Regions from separate parts of the Homo sapiens genome. Here region 1 is linked to region 2. A link is an interaction called in ENCODE POLR2A ChIA-PET data of the cell type or tissue named here. Cell type or tissue: PC-3. All regions are shown on one strand. Each heading gives the region's core, and the rest is flanking DNA. Links, peaks and the distances in the headings are about the cores only. Region 1 has its middle 28 kb from the start of FBN3. Region 2 holds the start of CTXN1 (cortexin 1).

Region 1 (10,073 bases), core at 1,168-9,167, 250 kb before region 2:
AACCTGGGAAGCGGAGGCTGCACTGAGCTAAGATAGCACTACTGCACTCCAGCCTGGGTGACAAGAGTGAGATTCTGTGTTAGAAGAAAAGAAAAGAAAAAATATATTGTAATTTAAATTAATTTATTTAGAGACATGGTCTTTCTCTGTCCCCCAGTCTGACCTGGAACTCCTAGGCTCAAGCAATCCTTCCACTTCAGCCTCCTGAGTATCTGGGACCACAGGCTTGTGCCACTGTGCCCAGCAAGAGCTCATTTATTTTAATTAATGAGTTCCCATTGTCTGAAAGTACCACTGTTTATTTATTCATTCAACTCCCGAAGGGCATCTTGGTTGCTTCCAAGTTTTATGCAATTATGAATAATACTGCTGTAAACATCCGTGTGCAGGTTTTGTTTTGTTTTGTTTTTTTGGTTTTGAGACAGAGTCTCACTCTCTCGCCCAGGCTGGAGTGCAGTGGCGCCATCTCGGCTCACTGCAAGCTCTGCCTCCTGGGTTCACGCCATTCTCCTGCCTCAGCCTCCCGAGTAGCTGGTACTACAGGCACCTGCCACCATGCCCGGCTAATTTTTTGTATATTTAGTAGAGACAGGGTTTCACCGTGTTAGCCAGGATGGTCTCGATCTCCTGACTTCGTGATCCTCCCGCCTCGGCCTCCCAAAGTGCTGGGATTACAGGCATGAGCCACCGCACCCGGCCAGTTTGTTTTTTTTTTTTTGAGTCGGAGTCTCCCTGTGTCGCCCAGGCTGGAGTGCAGTGGTGTGATCTCGGCTCACTGCAACCTCTGCCTCACGGGTTCAAGTGATTCTCCTGCCTCAGCCTCCTGAGTAGCTGGGACTACAGGCACATGCCACCACGCGCAGCTAATTTTTGTATTTTTAGTAGAGACAGGGTTTCACCATATTGGCCAGGCTGGTCTTGAACTCCTGACCTCGTGATCTGCCCGCCTCGGTCTCCCAAAGTGTTGGGATTACGGGTATGAGCCACTGCACCTGGCCCATGTGCGGGTTTTCTTGTAGACATGAGCTTTCAACTCGTTTGGGTAAATATCTAGGAGTGAAATTAATTGGTTATATGGTAAGAGTATGTTTAGTTTTGTAAGAAGCTGTCACACTGTCTTCTAGAGTGGCTGTACTGTTTGGCATTTCTCTCAGCAAAGAGTGAGATTTCCTGTTGCTATATAGGAAACATCTTTTTTTTTTTTTTTTTTTTTTGAGTCAGTCTTGCTTTGTCACCCAGGGTGGAGCACAGCGGTGTAATCTCAGCTTATTGCAACCTCCACTTCCCGGACTCAAGCACTTCTCATGCCTCACCCTCCCGAGTAGCTGGCATTACAGGCATGCACCACCACGCCCGGCTAATTTTTGTATTTTTAGTAGAGATGGGGTTTCACCATGTTGCCCAGGCTGATCTCGAACTCCTGGCCTCAAGTGATCCACCCACCTCGGCTCGCAAAGTGCTGGGATTACAGGCGTGAGCCACCACTCCTGGCCATATAGGCAACAAAATTTTTAATTACGGCAACATCTAGAAAAAAATGTTTTATCCTATATCCTGCATTTTTCTTTTTCTTTCTTTTTTTTTTTTTTTTGAGATGGAGTCTCACTCTGTCACCCAGGCTGGAGTGCAATGGTGCCATCTCGGCTCACTGCAACCTCTGCCTCCCAGGTTCAAGCAATTCTCCTGCCTCAGCCTCCCAAATAGCTGGGATTACAGGCTTGTGCCACCACACTCTGCTAATTTTTTGTATTTTTAGTAGATATGGGGTTTCACCATGTTGGCCAGGCTGGCCTTGGACACCTTGCCTCAAGTGATCCGCCTGCTTTGGCCTCCCAATATCCTGCTTTTTTCTGTAAAAATAGTATGAAAATATTTTACATATTGTTAAAGAAAATCTACAAACATTTTTCATAACTGCATATTGGATCTTATCACGTGATTGTACACAGCGTACCGGATACCTCAGGCTTTGCACTAACTGAATATTAAAATAACAATAACAGAAGCATTGTTATATGTAAATATTTGCCTATTTCTCATATTTCTTTCTCATGGATTCCCAGCAGTGGAAATACTGGCTGGAAAAAGGCAAACACGTTATGATTCTTGGTACATGTTGCCAAGAGCTCACCAGAAGCCTGAAATTTATGCTAAAAGCAGCAAGCTGGCCGGGCACAGTCGCTCATGCCTGTAATCCCAGCACTTTGGGAGGCTGAGGAGGGTGGATCACCTGAGGCCAGGAGTTTGAGACCAGCCTGGCCAACATGGCAAAACCCCATCTCTACTAAAAATACAAAAATGAGCTGGGCATGGTGGTGTGTGTCTGTAATCCTGGCTACTAGGGAGGCTGAGACAGGAGAATCACTTGAACCTGGGAGGCAGAGGTTGCAGTGAGCCGAAATTACGCCACTGCACTCCAGCCTGGACGACAAAGCAAAACTCTGTCAAAAAAAAAAAAAAAAAAAAAAAAGCTGCAAGCTGGGGTAAGAGTCTTCAGGAAAAAAAAAAAAAGGTTAGATTAAAATAGACAAAAGATGTCTCATTCTCTTTTCTTTTTTAGAGATAGAGTCTTACTGTGTTGCCCAGGCTGGGGTGCAGTGGAACTATCATAGCTCACAGAAGCCTCAGCCTCCTGGGTTCAAGTGATCCTCCCACCTCAGCTTCCCAAGTAGGTGGGATTACAGGCATGTGCGACCATACCCAGCTAATTTTTATTTTTTGCAGAGATGTGGTCTCACTACATTGCCCAAGTTGGTCTCAAACTCCTGGGCTCAAGTGATTCTCTCACCTTGGCCTCCCAAAGTGCTGGGATTACAGGCATGAGCCACAGCACCTGGCTAAGAATTCCTCTTTAAGTTTTAAAGAGAGACAACTCAGTACATTGCTTGACCATTTTGCCCTCTGCTCTTAAGCTTAGAAAATGCTTTCACATCTCAGAGATTTAAAATCCATTTCCAGCTGGGCACAGTGGCTCACGTCTGTAATCTCAGTACTCTGAGAGGCCAAGGCAGGCAAATCACTAGAGACCAGGAGTTTGAGACCAGCCTGGCCAACATGGTGAAACCCCGTCTCTACTAAAAAGACAAAAATTAGCTGGGCAAGGTGGCACATGCCTGTAATCGCAGCTACTCGGGAGGCTGAGGCAGGAGAATCGCTTGAACCCAGGAGGCAGATGTTGCAGTGAGCCGAGATTGTGCCACTGCACTCCAGCCTGGGCAATAGAGTGACACTCCATCTAACATAATAATAAATAAATCCAAAGAACTTAGTAAACTCCTTTGGTGTCACAAAGCTGTTTGATGACAGAATCAGTATTATAACCTGGAAGTTCAAACTCTGGCTTGGCGCTTTTTCTTATTTTATAGCTAGTCTTTGAGGTAAGATTTGTACTGTTAATTCATTCTGCCTACCCATCCACACACAAAAAATTATGAGGTCAAAAATAAATAATTTGAAATAGAGCAAAAGTAGAGGAAGTAGTGAAGGAAGAAAGGATTCTGGAATTCCATAAAAGTTTTGTGTTTTCTTTGTTTGTTTGTTTTTTGAGATGGAGTCTCACTCTGTCACCTAGGCTGGAGTGCAATGGCGCAATCTCGGCTCACTGCAACCTCTGTCTGCCTCCTGGGTTCAAGCGATTCTCCTGCCTCAGCAACCTGTGTAGCTGGGATTACAGGCGCCTGCCACCATATCTGGCTAATTTTTGTATTTTTAGTACAGACAGGGTTTCACCATGTTGGCCAGGCTGGTCTCAAACTCCTGACCTCAAATGATCCACCCGCCTCGGCCTCCTAAAGTTCTGGGATTCCAGGCGTGAGACACCGCGCCTGGCCTGTTTCTTTTCTTTTCTTTTTTTAATTGAGACAGGGTCTCGCTCTGTCACCCAGGCTAGAGTATGGTAGTGCCATCTCAGCTCAATGTGGCCTCAATCTGGGCTCAAGCAATTCTCCCATCAGGCTCCTGAGTAGCTGAGACTATAGTTGTGCACTACTATGCCTGGCTTTGCTGCTTTTTGATCTGATAACAGAAAATGGCCTGTATCAGCGACATAATCAGAAGTAGATAACAAAACCAGCTGGTTAAAAGGAAATTGCAAAAGAATAATACACCTCTTTGGTCAGGTGTGGTGGCTCATGCCTGTAATCCCAGCACTTTGGGAGGCCGAGGTGGGTGGATCACTTGAGTTCAGGAGTTTGAGACCAGCCTGGCCAACATGGTGAAATCCCGTCTTCAATATAAATACAAAAATTAGCTGGGCGTGGTGGCAGGTGCCTGTATTTCCAGCTAATCGGGAGGCTGAGGCAGCAGAATTGCTTGCAGCCAGGAGGCGGAGGTTTCAGCGAGCCAAGATCACACCTTTGCACTCCAGCCTGGGTGACAGACAGAGACTCTGTCTCTAAATCAATCAATCAATCAATCAATCAACCAATCACCTCTTTCACATGCCCCTAACACTGATCATGAAGGGGGTCAACTCACTGAACTACAAGAAATTGATTATGGTTACAGAAAATGTCATAAGTTGTATGTTTGTAGAGCATTATCTGCACACACACATATTCACTTTTCCATGCTTGTTATTCAGATAGCAGCTGCATTACATTTATATCATCCCAGCTATTGGCTTAGTAGCCAAGAATCTATATAGAGTTATAGGGCAGTGATAAAGATACGGTTTTAGAAGGCATTTACTATAGATTTTTTTTTTTTTTTTTTTTTTTGAGACGGAGTCTTGTCCTGTCACCCAGGCTGGAGTGCAATGGCACGATCTCAGCTCACTGCAACCTCCACCTCCCGGGTTCCAGCAATTCTCCTGCCTCAGCCTCCTGAGTAGCTGGGATTACAGGCAGGTGCCACCACGCCCAGCTAATTTTTGTATTTTTAGTAGAGATGGGGTTTTGCCGTGTTGGCCAGGCTGGTCTTGATCTCCTGACCTCGTGATCTGCCTGCCTCAGCCTCCCAAAGTTCTGAAATTATAGGCATGAGCCACCGCACCCTGCCTAGGTTGTTACCTTTTTTTTTTTTTTTTTTTTTGAGATGGAGTCTCGCTCTGTTGCCCAGGCTGGAGTGCAGTGGCGTGATCTCGGGTCACTGCAAGCTCTGCCTCCCAGGTTCACGTCATTCTCCTGCCTCAGCCTCCCAAGTAGCTGGGACTAGAGGCGCCTGCCACCACGCCCTGCTAATTTTTTGTATTTTTAGTAGAGACGGGGTTTCACTGTCTTAGCCAGGATGGTCTCGATCTCCTGACCTCGTGATCCGCCCGCCTCGGCCTCCGAAAGTGCTGGGATTACAGGCGTGAGCCACTGTGCCCGGCCTAGATAGTTACCTTTAATTAAAGTAACTTTTAGCTGGGCATGTACCTGTATTCTCAGTTACTTGGGAGGCTGAGGCAGGAGGACCATTTGAGCCCAGGAGTTCAAGGCTGTAGTGTGCCATGATCCTGTCTGTGAATAACCACCGCACTCCAGCCTGGGCAACATAGCAAGACTTTCTCTCTCTCTCAAAAAGGTAACTTATAATTTTCGTAACTTTTGAACTCCTTGAGCCCAGGAGTTTGAGACCAGCTCTGGCAACATATTGAGACCTCATCTCTACAAAAACTTTAAAAATTAACTGGGTGTGGTTGTGTGCACCTGTAGTCCCAGCTACTCAGGAGGTTGATGCAGGAGGATCACATGAGCCGCAGTGGTCGAGGTTGCAGTTAGCTATAATCATGTCACTGCACGCCAGCCTGGGTGACAGAAAGACCCAGTCTTTTTTTTCTTTTTTTGATGGAGTCTTGCTCTGTCGCCCAGGCTGGAGGGCAGTGGCACGATCTTGGCTCACTACAACCTCCGCCTCCCGGGTTCAAGCAATTCCCTGCCTCAGCCTCCCGAGTAGCTGCGATTACAGACATGCACCACCACGCCTGGCTAATTTTTGTATTTTTAGTAGAGACGGAGTTTCACCATGTTGGCCAGGGTGGTCCCGAACTCTTGACCTCAGGTGATCCACCCGCCTCGGCCTCCCAAAGTGCTGGGATCACAGGTGTGAGCCACTATGCCCAACCGACCCTATCTCATTTATTTATTTATTGGATTTATTTATATATATATTTTTGGGGGATGGAGTCTCACTCTGTCACCCAGGCTGGAGTGCACTGGAGTGATCTCAGCTCATTGCAACCTCCATCTCCCGGGTTCAAGCAATTCTCCTGCCTCATCCTCCCGAGTAGCTGGGACTACAGGCGTACACCACTACATCTGGCTAATTTTTTGTATTTCAGTAGAGACGGGGTTTCACCATGTTACCCAGCGTGGTCTCACACTTCTGAGCTCAGGCAATCTGCCTGCCTCGGCCTCCCAAAGTGCTAGGATTACAGGGGTGAGCCACCGCACCTGGCCTGGACCGACCCTATCTCTTAAAAAAAAAAAAAAGGCCGGCATGGTGGCTCACGCCTGTAATCCCAGCAGTTTGGGAGGCTGAGGTGGGCAGATCACGAGGTCAGGAGATCAAGACCATCCTGGCTAAGACTGTGAAACCCAGTCTCTACTAAGAATGCAAAATATTAGCCGGGCATAGTGGCACCTGCCTGTAGTCCCAGCTACCCAGGAGGCTGAGGCAGGAGAATCGCTTGAACCTGGGAGGTGGAGCTTGCAGTGAGCCGAGATCATGCTATTGCACTCCAGCCTGGATGGCAGAGCAAGATTCTGTCTCAAAAAAAAAAAAAAAAATTGTGTTGGCCAAAACTTTCACAACACCCATCCCAAAATACTTGTTCTGCGTGGTATGCAGATCAACTGTCTCTTCAGACAAGCACTTCTTTAACCTTTACTTCATCAAAATGGAATATTTCTTTGAAATTCCACACCTTTTAAAATTCCTAAATCCTCAGACAGCTTTCTTAGTTGGTTCATCTGAAGTCTCATCATCTTTGGTACAACAATCTCTAATGAGAACAGGTTTCAATAAAGGAGGTGACTCAATCACCATCTTGTTTTTGAGATAGAGTCTTGCTCTATCACCCAGGCTGGAGTGCAGTGGCACGATCTCAGCTCGCTGCAACCCCGCCTCCTGGGTTCAAGCAATTCTCATGCCTCAGCCTCCCAAGAAGCTGGGATTACAGGCACATGCCACCATGCCTGGTTAATGTTTTTTGTATTTTTAGTAGTAACATGGTTTCACCATGTCGGCCAGGCTGGTCTTGAACTCCTGGCTTCAGGTAACCCACCTGCCTCAGCCTCCGAAAGTGCTGGGATTACGGGCATGAGCCACCGCGCCTGGCCTCAATCATCTTGTTTAACTATTTCTCAAAAGCTCTGATCTGCAAAGGAAGATTAATTTCAGGTCTGAACTGGCCAACAGAAACCACCAAATGTCCTGGGGTCATCTTTTTCTGAAGTCAGGGAATGTTCAGAAATGCCCGCATACCACGTGGTGGATGAACAATACTAGCGTAATTCCCAGCTTTCCACAGTGAGAGGATATGGTTCAGTGTCCAAGAAGAATTCATCATGAGTACATACATCACTGCAAGAACCGAAGAGTCCACAAATAAACCGAAAACTAAATAGTAGTAGATGAGCTTTGCTTTACTGAGGATTCCTGGTAACGAAGGCTGTGTTATTTTATTCAACATTTTGTGCCCATGCCTGTAGTCTCAGCTACTTGGAAGGCTGAGGTGGGAAGATCACTTGGGCCCAGGAAGTCGAGGCTGGAGTGAGCTGCAATGGTGCCACTGCACTCTAGCCTGGGCGACAGAGTGAGACTCTGTCTCAGAAATAAACAAGCGAACAAACAAACAAACAACATAGGCTGTGTGCAGTGGCTCATACCTTTAATCTCACCACTTTGGGAGGCTGAGGTGGGTGGATCACTTGAGATCAGGAGTTCAAGACCAGCCTGGCCAACATGATGAAACCCTGTCTCTACCAAAAATACAAAAATTAGCCGGGCGTGGAGGCTTGGGCCTGTAATCCCAGCTACTTGGGAGCCTGAGACAGGAGAATTGCTTGAACCCAGGAGGCGGAGGTTGCAGTGACCTGAGATCGCACCACTGCACTCCAGCATGGGCAACACAGCGAGACTGTCTCCAGAAAATAATAATAATAATAATAATAATAATAATAATAATAATAATAACAACCTGCTTCAAGATACTTACTTTTTCTGCAGGGCTCTTGAAACCACACCATAAAACTCATTCTCCTTCTCCACTAGCATTGCAGTATGGATTAAAAAAATTCAAATAGGCCAGACGCGGTGGCTCATGCCTGTAATCCCAGCATTTTGGGAGGCTGAGGTGGGCAGATGGCTTGAGGTCAGGAGTTCAAGACCAGCCTGGTCAACATGGTGAATCCCCATCTCTACAAAAAAAAAAAAATACAAAAATTAGCCAGACATGGTGGCGCATGCCTGTACTCCCAGCTACTCAGGAGGCTGAGGCAGGAGAATCACTTGAACCCAGGATGTGGCAGTTGCAGTGAGCTGAGATCATGCCACTGCACTGCAGCCTGGGTGACAGAGTGAGACACTCTCAAAAAAAAAGGCCGGGCGTGGTGGCTCACGCCTGTAATCCCAGCACTTTGGGAGGCTGAGGCAGACGGATCACGAGGTCAGGAGATCGAGACCATCATCCTGACTAACACGGTGAAACCCCGTCTCTACTAAAAATACAAAAAATTAGCTGGGCATGGTGGCGGGTGCCTGTAGTCCCAGCTACTTGGGAGGCTGAGGCAGGAGAATGGCATGAACCCAGGAGGCAGAACTTGCAGTAAGCTGAGATAGTGCCACTGCACTCCAGCCTGGGCGAAAGAGCAAGACTCCGTCTCAAAAAAAAAAAAAAAACAGCAATCACTATTTGATTTTTTCCATTTTTTTGCTGGTTGACACTGACTTTTTCTTTCTTGATAGCAGCAGATTCCTCAAAGGATGATTACCAAAGATTTACATAAATTTCCACATACAATTAGCTCACGAAAGAACAATGAATTAAATTACCTCAACAACTCAAAGACCAGTCCCCTCCCATGGGGCCCCATCTTCCGAAGACCCCCCAAACTAGGAAGCCCTTCATTGTTTCTCTCCTCTATGAGCTCCTCCACACACTGTCATTTCTTTTTCTTTCTGTATTTTTATTATTAAGACAGGGTCTCACTCTGTTGCCCAGGCTGGAGTGCAGTGGCCCAGTCATAGCTCAATGCAGCTTTGAACTCCTGGGCTGAAGCGATCCTCCCACCTCAGCCTCCCAAGTAGCTGGGACTATAGGTGCATGCCACCATGGCTGGCTAATTTTTTTTTTTTTTTTTTGAGACAGAGTCTCTCTCTGTCGCCCAGGCTGGAGTGCAATGGTGGGATCATGGCTCACTGCAACCTCTGCCTCCCAGATTCAAGCTATTCTTCTGCCTCAGCCTCCCGAGTAGCTGGGATTACAGGCACTTGCCATCATGCCCGGCTAATTTTTTTTCTGTATTTTTGTAGAGACAGGGTTTCACCATGTTGGCCAGGCTGGTCTTGAACTCCTGACCTCAGGTGATCCACCTGCCTTGGCCTCCCAAAGTGCTGGGATTACAGACGTCAGCCACCGTGCCCGGCCATCTTGGCTAATTTTTAAAGATTATTTTTAGAGATGGGGTCTCACTATGTTGCCCGGGCTGGTCTCAAACTCCTGGCCTCAAGTGATCCTCCCGTCTCGGCCTCCCAAATTGCTTGGATTATAGGCATCAGCCATTGCGTCCAGCTTCTCTTCTAATTTTCTAGGCTATTTATAGGGTCCACAATGGATCATGCCAGCCCCTCTGCTAAGGGTTATCCACCAACATCTCATTTAACCTACACTATCCTCTCCAGAAGCAAATATTGCATTGGTGCAAAAGTTATTGCGGTTTTTGCAATTAAAAGTAAAGGCAAAGCTGGGCACAGTGGCTCACACCTGTAATCCCAGCATTTTGGGAGGCTGAGGCAGGTGGATCACAAGGTCAGGAGTTCAAGATCAGCCTGACCAACACGGTGAAACCCCATCTCTACTAAAAATACAAAATTAGCTGGGTGTGGTGGCGCGCACTTGTAATCCCAGCTACTCGGGAGGCTGAGGCAGG
Region 2 (9,795 bases), core at 1,685-9,684:
GGTGAAAGGTGAAGGCTGGGCCTCCTGTTCTCAGGAGGTAGCTGCCAAGCGGGGACCCGAGTCTGCCGGCCTTCTGAGCAAGGAGCTCACCGCTGCTGAGACCCTCAATCCAAGCCATGTGGGCAGCCGGGGGCCCTGGAGGCAGCACATGCTGGCAGGTGCGGGGAGGGAGGGGCTGCGGAGAAGATGCTTCTTGGACCTTTGGCTGTAAGAGAAATGTCACTGCCGTGTCAGAACATACAGACTTAAAGACACAACGGTTGGCCAGGCACAGTGGCTCACACCTATAATCCCAGCACTTTGGGAGGCCGAGGCGGGTGGATCACTTGAGGTCAGAAGTTTGAGACCAGCCTGGCCAACGTGGTAAAACCCTGTCTCTACTGAAAATACAAAAATTAGCCAGGCATGGTGGTGGGCCCTGTAGTCCCAGCTACTCGGGAGGCTGGGGCAGGAAAATCGCTTGAATCTGGCAGGAGGAAGTTGCAGTGAGCCGAGAGCGTGCCACTGTACTCCAGCCTCGGCAACGGAGACATTGTCTCAAAAAAAAAAAAAAAAAAAAGGACACAGCGCTCTTTACCTAGAAAACCATCGAGTCAGAAACCGTGCGGACGAGCGAGGTGCTACGGAAGAAGCTTGGGGAGCTGACGGGCACCGTGAAGGAGGTAACAGTTCCACGCCCGCCTGGAGCCGCTGGGGCCATCAAAGTCCCCTGGCCGCTGGAGGCTGGAGGAAGAGTCGGCTCCTGGGTGGGGGTGGCTTGGCAGCAGTGGGTGGCATGGGGCGTGCTGCCACCCTCGGGAAGGTTTCAGGAGTTCCCGGCACATGCAGGGTGAGGTCAGACTGGCAACCTTGCATGACCGTTGACCCAGGGAGTCGGCAGCAGTAAGTGCTGCTAGCCAGGACTCGAGGAGAACATGAAAATGTTTTTCCTGCCTAAAAATAGGAGGAGAGGGGCCGCTTCCACCCCCTCCCGAGGGTAGAGGCGGGAGGCAGGATTCCTGGGGTGCTGCGGCTCTCCTCGGTTGTCTGTTCTGTCCAGCTTTGCGCAGCATGGGGCGCCCTCACCGCCGTTCTTTCCCCGGGGTCCCCTCCTTGGGAATCCTTGCTGCCAGGCAGTTCCCGGGTCTCCAGAGGACTCCTGCCCATTTTGGAAAGGGGCCAGCAGACCCAGCGTCTCACCCAGAGCCCAGGGCCAGCATCCCGGAAGCCGTGGCGGTGTGCTCATGGCTCTGGGGGTGCCGGTGTGCTCATGGCTCTGGGGGTGCCGGTGTGCTCGTGGCTCTGGGGGTGGCGGTGTGCTCGTGGCTCTGGGGGTGCCGTTGTGCTCATGGCTCTGGGGGTGCCGCGTACCACAGGAGCACAGAAGGCCTCTGCCGGCCTCGGGGAACCAGATCCGCCCTTCTCTCCGGCAGGAATTCATTCCTCCTGCCCCGCCCCCCGGCCGCCAGGGCCGGTGCCAACGCCCCCTCTCTGTGTCTGTCTCAGTAGAGCCTTCACGAAGTCAGTAAAAGTGATCTCGGCCGGAAAATCAAGGAGGGCGTGGAGGAAGCAGCCAAGACGGCCAAGCAGTCGGCCGAGTCGGTATCCAAAGGCGGGGAGAAGCTGGGCAGGACAGCGGCCTTCAGAGCCCTCTCCCAGGTGAGCCCAGTCCTGGGCTAGGGCATGCAGCCTGGGGCGGCCGAACCCAGACACCCACCCCAGCCCCGCTGTGCCTCCCTCGCAGGGGGTGGAGTCCGTGAAGAAGGAAATTGACGACAGCGTCCTGGGACAGACCGGGCCCTACCGGAGGCCCCAGCGACTCCGGAAGAGAACGGAGTTTGCGGGAGATAAGTTCAAGGAGGAGAAAGTGTTTGAGCCAAACGAGTAGGTACCAGCCCGTGGCCCTCGCTGCCCCCATTTTGGGCAGCTTTCACTGCTGTCCATTTCGGGAGCCCACCAATGGTTCCCTCCTGAGTCCGTTTCTTGAGTTTGCCTTCTGCCCAAGGTTCCCGGCTCCCTCGAATTTGAGGGTGAGAGGTGAGGGCGGGGTCCTCAGAGCCCCTAGGTTTGAGGTCTCAGCTGCCTGCTGTCCTGTACTGCCCCCTGCCTGCAGCCGCAGGAGGGCACAGGGTGGCCCTGGCGCCGCCGCTCACCCCAGGGCCCACCCTCTTCCCCAGGGAGGCCCTGGGGGTCGTGCTGCACAAGGACTCCAAGTGGTACCAGCAGTGGAAGGACTTCAAGGAGAACAACGTGGTGTTTAACCGTGAGTGAAGGTGTCTTGGAGGGCAGGTGACTGTGTCCCGGGCAGTTGGTGGACCGCAAGGTGATCCCCCTGCATTGGGCACAAGACAGCCCCGTTTTGCAGAGGAGGAGATCGGGGTCAGAGTGGGCCGGTCACTTCTTTGCGGTCACATGATGGTGGGGCTGTAGATTCTGCCGCCAGAAGCCAGGTGCTCCCTCATAAGCACAGTCAGGGCCCCGAAACGAGCCGCAGGCCCCTGTCCCTTGTCCTGTGAGGACTGCTAGAGGCCTGTGTTTCCTTTGTAGTGAAAGCAACAGCCAGTGGGGTGGCGGCCCATAACTTACACAGCCCCATTAGGGCCGCAGCTGAGGGGCCTCTGCGCCTGGCCAGGTAGGTGGGCAGGCAGCGGTCCCCAAGCACAGATGAGGATGCAGGTCCACAGCCGTCCCCTCCCTGACCCCACCCGTGTCAGGGTGGATCCCGCAGGGGTCACAGGGAGCCTCTAGAAGCTGTGAGGGAGGGTTGTGTTTCTGGAAGGGGCCCCTTCTCCAGCACCTACCCCATCTTCCACAGGGTTCTTCGAGATGAAGATGAAGTATGACGAAAGCGACAACGCGTTCATCCGGGCATCCCGGGCCCTTACGGACAAGGTCACCGACTTGCTGGGTGAGTGAGTCATCCCTGGACCTCGCAGGCTGGTGGTGGGGCGGGGTCCCCGGCCTTCCCCCCGAACTCCCGGCTCTGCTCCCTGCAGGGGGCCTGTTCTCCAAGACAGAGATGTCGGAGGTGCTCACGGAGATCCTCCGGGTGGACCCGGCCTTTGACAAGGACCGGTTTCTGAAACAGTGCGAGAACGACATCATCCCCAATGTCCTGGAGGTGGGTGCCACACCCCCAGGACCCCTCCCAGGCGGCAGGTCCTGGCTCCACCACCTCCCCCGCCGCAGCCGGCACCCTGGGTGCTGCCAGGGAACTCTGCTGCCGAGGCTGTTTTCTGAGGAGGCTGGTTGCACACGGGCTCCTGCCCGGCTGCAGCTGCCCCATGAGCTGTGCCCGAAGCCCTTCCTGGGCCTTACCGGCACCTCCGGTACCTCCAGGTCTGTTTCCCTCACTCCTCCTGCCTGAGGCTGTTGTTCCTTTGAGGTTGCTGGGAGCAGCTGCTGGAGGCTAGGGATTGTCTCAGGTGCCTGGAGCCCCTCACCCCTTGGGAGAAGTGGGCGTCTGTCTTCAGACATCAGAGCTGGCCCCAGGCCACGTCTGACCCAGAGCTGCAGCCGTGAGGTTCCCTCACGGTGCTGTCCCTGGCAACCAGACCCTTGTTGGGCTTATAGATGAGGGTATCTTGCTCAAGGTCATGCTGCAGCCTGCCCCCTATAAGCCTCTCCCTGAGGTTGGTGGCCTCTTGTCTTCCCTGCTGCCTCTGCCTCTCTGCAGCCCCCAGGATGCAGGAGGAGCCTGGACACCTTCGGCCCAGTCGGGCCAGGCCTCTGGAAGGCCCTTCATGGGACTCTCCATCCTTGGCCCCGCCGGCCTCCGCCCAACGTCCTCTTCCTCCTCCAGTTTCCCGTATCCTTCCCGCCACTTCGGGCAGGGCTGGGAGGTGGTGCGGATGGGCGCCATGCCCCAAAACAGCAGCCTGAGCACCGCAGTGCCTTCCGGGATGGGTGATGGGTGCCAAGTGTTCTGGCCACCCGCCCCCTGCCGCTCACAGCTTTCACCACCAGCATCCGGCTCCTTCCCGCTCTTCTCCCCGCTCCAGGCACCTCCCTCCCCCTCATCGGATCCGGCCCAGGCTCCAGGATCCTGTGGAAGCAGCTCCCAGCCCAGGCACGCCCCCTGCAGCCCACCCCTCCCTCTCGCTGCCCCCAGCAGTTAGGAGGCAGCCGGTCCCATGGTGGGCCTTGCAGTCCGAAATGTGGTCCCCTGGGGGGACAGAGGACATGGGCTCACTGCGGGAGCCGGAGTTGGGTCCTCATCTCCCTGGCTTGGATTCCTGACCAGGCTGAAAGCTGGGTCCCCAGCCACCTTTCTCTTCCTCCACCAGGTTCCAGGGGGGTCCCCCTGTGGGGTGCCTCCTGGGTGGTCGCCCGCAGGCCGCCCTCCGCCTGTGCCTAGGCCAGAGCCAGGCACTGACACCAGCAGGGACGGGCCTGGGGGGGACACCCAGTGCCACAGCTCCACCCGCGCCCCACAGGTGGCAGCCGGGGGTGTCTGAGGAAACTCCCCACCCCGCACCACTGGAGAATGTTCCCAGGACCTCGCCTGCTGCCTGAAAAGCCCACTCTCGTTCTGGTGCTTATTTTCCCTTCCTTTTTAGGCCATGATTTCTGGAGAGCTTGACATTCTCAAAGACTGGTGCTATGAAGCTGTGAGTACTTCCTTTCTTTTTCTTTTTTTTTTTTTAAGGCCTAAAAAATCACCATGGAGAAGTTCCACTTCGGTGGCTCCGTTGGGGTAGCTCCCAACAGGCAGGACCTGGGCTCCCGGTGGGGGAATCCTCACGTCTCACCCTCCGAGAGCCTGACATCCCCCCCTGCCCCTTTCCATTCCTCAGCATGTGACACATCTGGGCTCTCAGGCTGGACACCGGGTCACCCGCCAGTCCTTTGCTCCCAGACTGTAAACTTTGTTAGGGAGAATCCTTCTCTGGGCTGGTGTCTAAGAGATGGCTGGTTGGGGGTGTCCCCTGGGCCTGTGAGAGATCACAAAGCTGCCAATTTTACTGGGCCTTTTTTTTCCCTCCAATCTTAAAATAATTTTGGTTAGGTCTGGGCACGGTGGCCTATGCTTTCAATCCCAGCAGCCCAAGGCGGGAGATTGCTTGAGCCCAAGCATTCAAGACTAGCCTGGGAAACATAGCAAGATCCCGTCTCTACAAAAACATTTAAAATGAGCCAAGTGGCAGGGTGCGGTGGCTCATGCCTGTAATCCCAGCACTTTGGGATGCCAAGGCAGGCGATTGCCTGAGCTCAAGAGTTCGAGACCAGCCTGGGCAACATGGTGAAACCCCATCTCTACTAAAATAAAAAGTTAGCCAGGCATGCTGGTGCATGTCTGTAATCCCAGCTACTGGGGAGGCTGAGGCAGTAGAATTGCTTAAATCCGGGAGGTGGAGGTTACAGTGAGCTGAGGTCGCGCCACTGCACTTCAGCCTGGGCAACAGAGCAAGATTCTGTCTCCAAAAAAAAAAAAAAAAAAAAAAGAGCCAAGCATGGAGGCAGGCACCTGTTGTCCCAGCTATTAGGGAGGCTGAGGTGGGAGGATCACTTGAGCTCACGAGGTCAAGGCTGCAGTGAGTCATCGCAGCACAGCACTCCAGCCTGGGTGACAGATCAAGACACTGTCACTAAGGAAATAGGTCGGGCACGGTGGCTAACGCCTGTCATCCCAGCACCTTGGGAGGCTGAGGCGGGCGGATCACCTGAGGTCAGGAGTTCGAGACCAGTCTGGCCAACATGGTGAAACCCTGTCTCTACTAAAAATACAAAAATTAGCCAGGCCTGGTGGTGGGCGCCTGTAATCCCAGCTACTCGGGAGGCTGAGGCAGGAGAATCGCTAGAACCCAGGAGGCGGAGGCTGCAGTGAGCCGAGATTGCACCACTGCACTCCAGCCTGGGCAACAGAGCGAGACTGTCTTAAAAAAAAAGAAATAATAATTTAGGGAAGGAGAGTCCCAGGAGAGGTGGTTGCAGCCATGAAGTAAAATGAGGTGTCTGGGGGCCGACTGCCCTATTTCAGGTGGCTGCAGTGGCCTGGGGTGCAGGCTGGGGCCGGGGGTCAGGGACAGTGTGGGTCTCCCACATGACTGGGGGGGGGCTGGGAGTCAAGTGGGGTTTGAAGGTGTCACCCATCCCACTTCCCAGGCCAGAGCAGAGTCCCTGTGCTCACCTCCCACGGGTCGTGAGAATGAAGTGTGATCACAGAAACCAGGGCAGTGCTGGCCCCGGGCCAGAGGGAACCCACAGAGGTAACCCTGGTAACCAAACAGCCCCTGGAAGAGTTGGGGGAGCTTTCATCGGTGACCCGGGGCCGCCACCTATGGGGCACGGATGGGGTTGCGGCAGTGGGTGCCCCTCCCCAGGCCCTGGGAGCCTCTAGCTGTCCTCACGACATGATCCTGAAACATAGATCCAAACAAAACATCGATAGTCTTCCCACACCAGGAAGGAGCTGTGTCCTGATGAGGCCTCAGCTGCTTCTCAGAGTCAAAGCTTGGGGTTCGGGGGCCACCAGCAGCACCGCGTACCTGGGGTCTGGTCTAGCTGTCTGCCCCATCCCTGGCAGCCTCCCTGTCCCTGCCCGAGTCCATCCCTGTGGGGCTCCCAGCTCTCATCTCCTCAGGCCACCTCATCTCACCCTATTCGCTCCCCGACCTGTGTGTTTCTTTCCCCTGGCTTCTTCGTATTAAGCGATCCAGAATCGTTCTTGGCTAATTCTATTCTGCACCCAGCTCATAAACAACTTGGAAAAAGCAGAGGAGAAGATGTCAGATTTTCTTTTTAAATACTCCCCTGCATGGTGACTAATCCAGCAGGCATTTATGAGTTTCGATGTGGATTTTTTTTTTTTTTTTTTTTTTTTTGGTTTTTTGTTTTGTTTTTACCTTGGGACCATTACGCCACAGCTGACTCGCTTTGCCAGGGAGCTGCTGGTGCCCTGGAAACACAGCTGAAGTTCCAGCCACGTCCACAGAAGTGTTTTTAAAATGTCACCTTTAAGAAACCGAACAAGTAGGATTGGCTCTGTTTTTTTTTTCTCTCCCCTCCGCGGATCAGTCATTTCCATAAAAAGTAGATGCTATCAGAACATCTTTTCTCTCATGGTTTCATGCCAAGCCCAGAGAAACCTCCAGCGAAAACGTGTCTCGGGGGCTGCTTCCTGTGCCTGGCACAGGCGCAGGGGGTTGAGGGTGACACTGGGGGCTGGTCAGTGACAGAGGCAGCCTCAGGCTGAGGACAGATCCTAGAAGAGGCGTTTGATCTCAGGCCAAGATTCAGAGTGCGGCGAATATGGAAGTATTAAAGATCAGCCAAGGGGCCGCCAGCTTAGCCCTGGGAGTAGATTTGGGATTTTGTTCCAAGAGAATCACCCACTTTGCTGATTAATCCTGTTTTCATTGGGTCATCTGGATAGAGTGTTGTTCCCAGGAGTGGGAAGCGTGTGATCTGGGCCAGTAAGTGGGTGGCACCTGCCTCCCCACTTGGACCTGGGTTCTTGGCCTCTGCCATTGCTGGCTGGCGGCAGGGCACCTGGGCGCCAGGGTGTGTGGGCAGCAGCTCTGTGTGGCGTGGTGCCCACCCTGGGTGGCATCACGCAGGCGTGTCGGCCTCTCATTGCAGACTTACAGCCAGCTGGCCCACCCCATCCAGCAGGCCAAGGCACTGGGTCTCCAGTTCCATTCTCGCATCCTAGACATTGACAACGTCGACGTAAGCACCTCGCAGTGGGGGCCCGGGCCACCATCGGGGGTGGGAACTATGGCCCAGACAAGGCCCAGGAGGTGGCCTTGCCAGGGGCTGGGGGCCATGGGCTGATCCAAGAGGTCTTGGGCTTGTCCAAGGGGAGGGTCTCGAGGGAGGCCTGGTCCTGGCCTGAGAGGCAAGGCCCACGGGGAGGGACCGGTGCTGGGCCTGGTGCTGGAGCCTTCTCCTAGCAGGGCCTAGGCGCAGGGGTTTCACCTCCAGGGGAGCAGCCGGGCTGTCCTCTGAGGCACATCCCCCCTCTCGGCCCCTCTGCAGCTGGCCATGGGCAAGATGATGGAGCAGGGGCCGGTGCTGATCATCACCTTCCAGGCACAGCTGGTGATGGTGGTCAGGAACCCCAAAGGCGAGGTGGTGGAGGGTGACCCGGTGAGTGAGGGAGTGGGATGGGGCAGGCACATGACACCGCCTGTCCCCAAGATCTGTGTGTGGCCACCTGGCAGAGACCCCAGCTCAGAGCCCTGAAGCTCTGGGACTGGGTGGGGATGTGGAGAAACCTCTGGGCCAGAGTTTGGGGTTGAGGGAGGTCGGAGACCAGCAGACCTGTCTGTTTTTACCAAGGCTGAGTGGTTCCTGAGTCTAGGCAATTGTGCTGGCCTCTGCTCCCAGCCCCTGGGGAAGTTGCCGGTGGCTCCTGCCCCACAGAGCCTGGCCCCCCCCCAGAGCTGCCTGGGTCACCTCAACCCTCTCAACAGTGCCCTTCCCACCCCACCCTGCAGGACAAGGTGCTGCGGATGCTGTACGTGTGGGCGCTCTGCCGAGACCAGGACGAGCTCAACCCCTACGCGGCCTGGCGGCTCCTGGACATCTCGGCCTCCAGCACCGAGCAGATTCTCTGAGTGTGGTGCCGGAGCCAGGTAGCCCCGGCCTGGGTCATCAGGCACAGAGGCACCGCAACACCACCTGCGGCAACTCCAGACCTCTGGGAACAAGACTGCGGGCTCTGCCCCCAGCTCTGCCAGGACGGCTGCAAGACCAGCTGGCCCGGGAGGGGACAACGGGCTGTTGCGGGTGCGCGGCAGCTGGAGACACTCCCCCGCAGGGCCAACCCCTGCCCTGTTGCTCTGCCCTGCAGGGGTCCCGGCGCCTGGTCACCTGGGGTGCACACAGGTCACACAGTGCCAAGAGGCCCCAGGGCCCAGGGACTCCCCCCACAGCAGGGTGGGACCCGGGACCCGCGGCTCAGTGGCCCGCTAGCCACGTCAGCCAAGCCACTTTAGGTCCATTTTTTAATTTTAACAGTGCTCTTCCATCTTGTGCATAAGCCTGAGATTTGGAAAGAATAAAACACCGAATTGCAGAAGAGCAGCTACGGAGTCTGAAGTGTCTTCTCTGGCGCGGGAGTGGCCGAGGCGATGGTGGGGGTGGGAGCAGGCGGCTGCTGTGGGAGGCGGTCAAGGTCGAGTGAGGAACTGCAGCCGCAGTGGGTGGACGCCTTGCCCAGGGCTGGACCCTGAGTTGGAAGACGAGGCCAGTGACAGACAAAACTAGGGGGACTTACTCATCCCAGTGACCTGCCTGAGCTCTCTGAGAATTGAGGTCCCCAGGGCCGGGGGAGCTTGAGTGCCCATATGAGTGTTTTAGGGCCACTGAGGTCCCCCCACAAACAGGGAGTCTCGAGTGGGGTCTATCGCGGAGGAGAATGCAGGCACAGGGCAGGCTGGGGGGCCCGAAGTGCCAGGGGAGGTGGGAGTGGCAGCTGCCCACTCCCCGGCGAGGTCGTGGGTGCTCGCGGGTCCTCGGGGCTGGGGTTCCGTCCTCCCGCAGGCCCGGGCGGGGTCGCTGGCTCGCGCGCCGCTCCCTGCGCAGCCTCCGCCCCCTGCAGCCCCGCCCCCCGCGGCGGCCCCGCCCCCGTCGCCATAGGAACAGCCGCGGCGGCCCGGCTCGCGCGCTGCTTGCCTGCCTCGGTCTCCGCCGCTCCAGGGGCGGGTGGGGTGGGCTGAGCCGGAGCCCGGGCCGCCGCCGCCGCCGCCGGGGAGAGGCCGAACGCGCAGCCGGCGCGGGTCCCTGAGAGAGCGCGGCCGCCGGGCGGTCGGTCCCCGTCCGGGTCGAAGCCAGGGTGAGGGGCGCGCCGGGGCGGGGGCGGTGGGGGAG

The links. Peaks named below come from ENCODE experiments on the same cell type or tissue, not always from the same donor. Only the 100,000 strongest peaks of a DNase experiment are listed, where the experiment ranks them.
Region 1: POLR2A ChIA-PET joins it to region 2 with 23 read pairs; 4 of 35 experiments call an interaction of 5 or more read pairs at or near these places.

The regions. Positions count from the first base shown.
Region 1 is chr19:8,172,214-8,182,286 of GRCh38, reverse strand. It overlaps the pseudogene LOC100422633. Among named protein-coding and RNA genes, the nearest start is that of FBN3, 28 kb to the right of the region's middle. In PC-3, for the core only: no CTCF peak of the experiment used is centred there; a DNase peak (open chromatin) is centred at 7,406; H3K27ac peaks cover 304 bases.
Region 2 is chr19:7,925,932-7,935,726 of GRCh38, reverse strand. CTXN1 (cortexin 1) reads left to right here and starts at 9,592. Exons shown (of 2, transcript NM_206833.4): 1 at 9,592-9,760. It overlaps TIMM44 (translocase of inner mitochondrial membrane 44), which reads left to right. Exons shown (of 13, transcript NM_006351.4): 4 at 582-662; 5 at 1,489-1,638; 6 at 1,724-1,863; 7 at 2,157-2,242; 8 at 2,795-2,887; 9 at 2,976-3,100; 10 at 4,539-4,589; 11 at 7,561-7,650; 12 at 7,960-8,070; 13 at 8,421-9,009. The coding sequence ends at 8,540. It overlaps LOC124904629 (a long non-coding RNA gene), which reads right to left. Exons shown (of 2, transcript XR_007067120.1): 2 at 8,917-9,154. RefSeq lists silencers at 6,089-6,383, 9,408-9,677 and an enhancer at 8,162-8,911. In PC-3, for the core only: CTCF peaks have their summits at 2,078 (motif pointing right), 6,054 and 6,255; a DNase peak (open chromatin) is centred at 6,836; H3K4me3 peaks cover 1,416 bases; H3K27ac peaks cover 3,236 bases.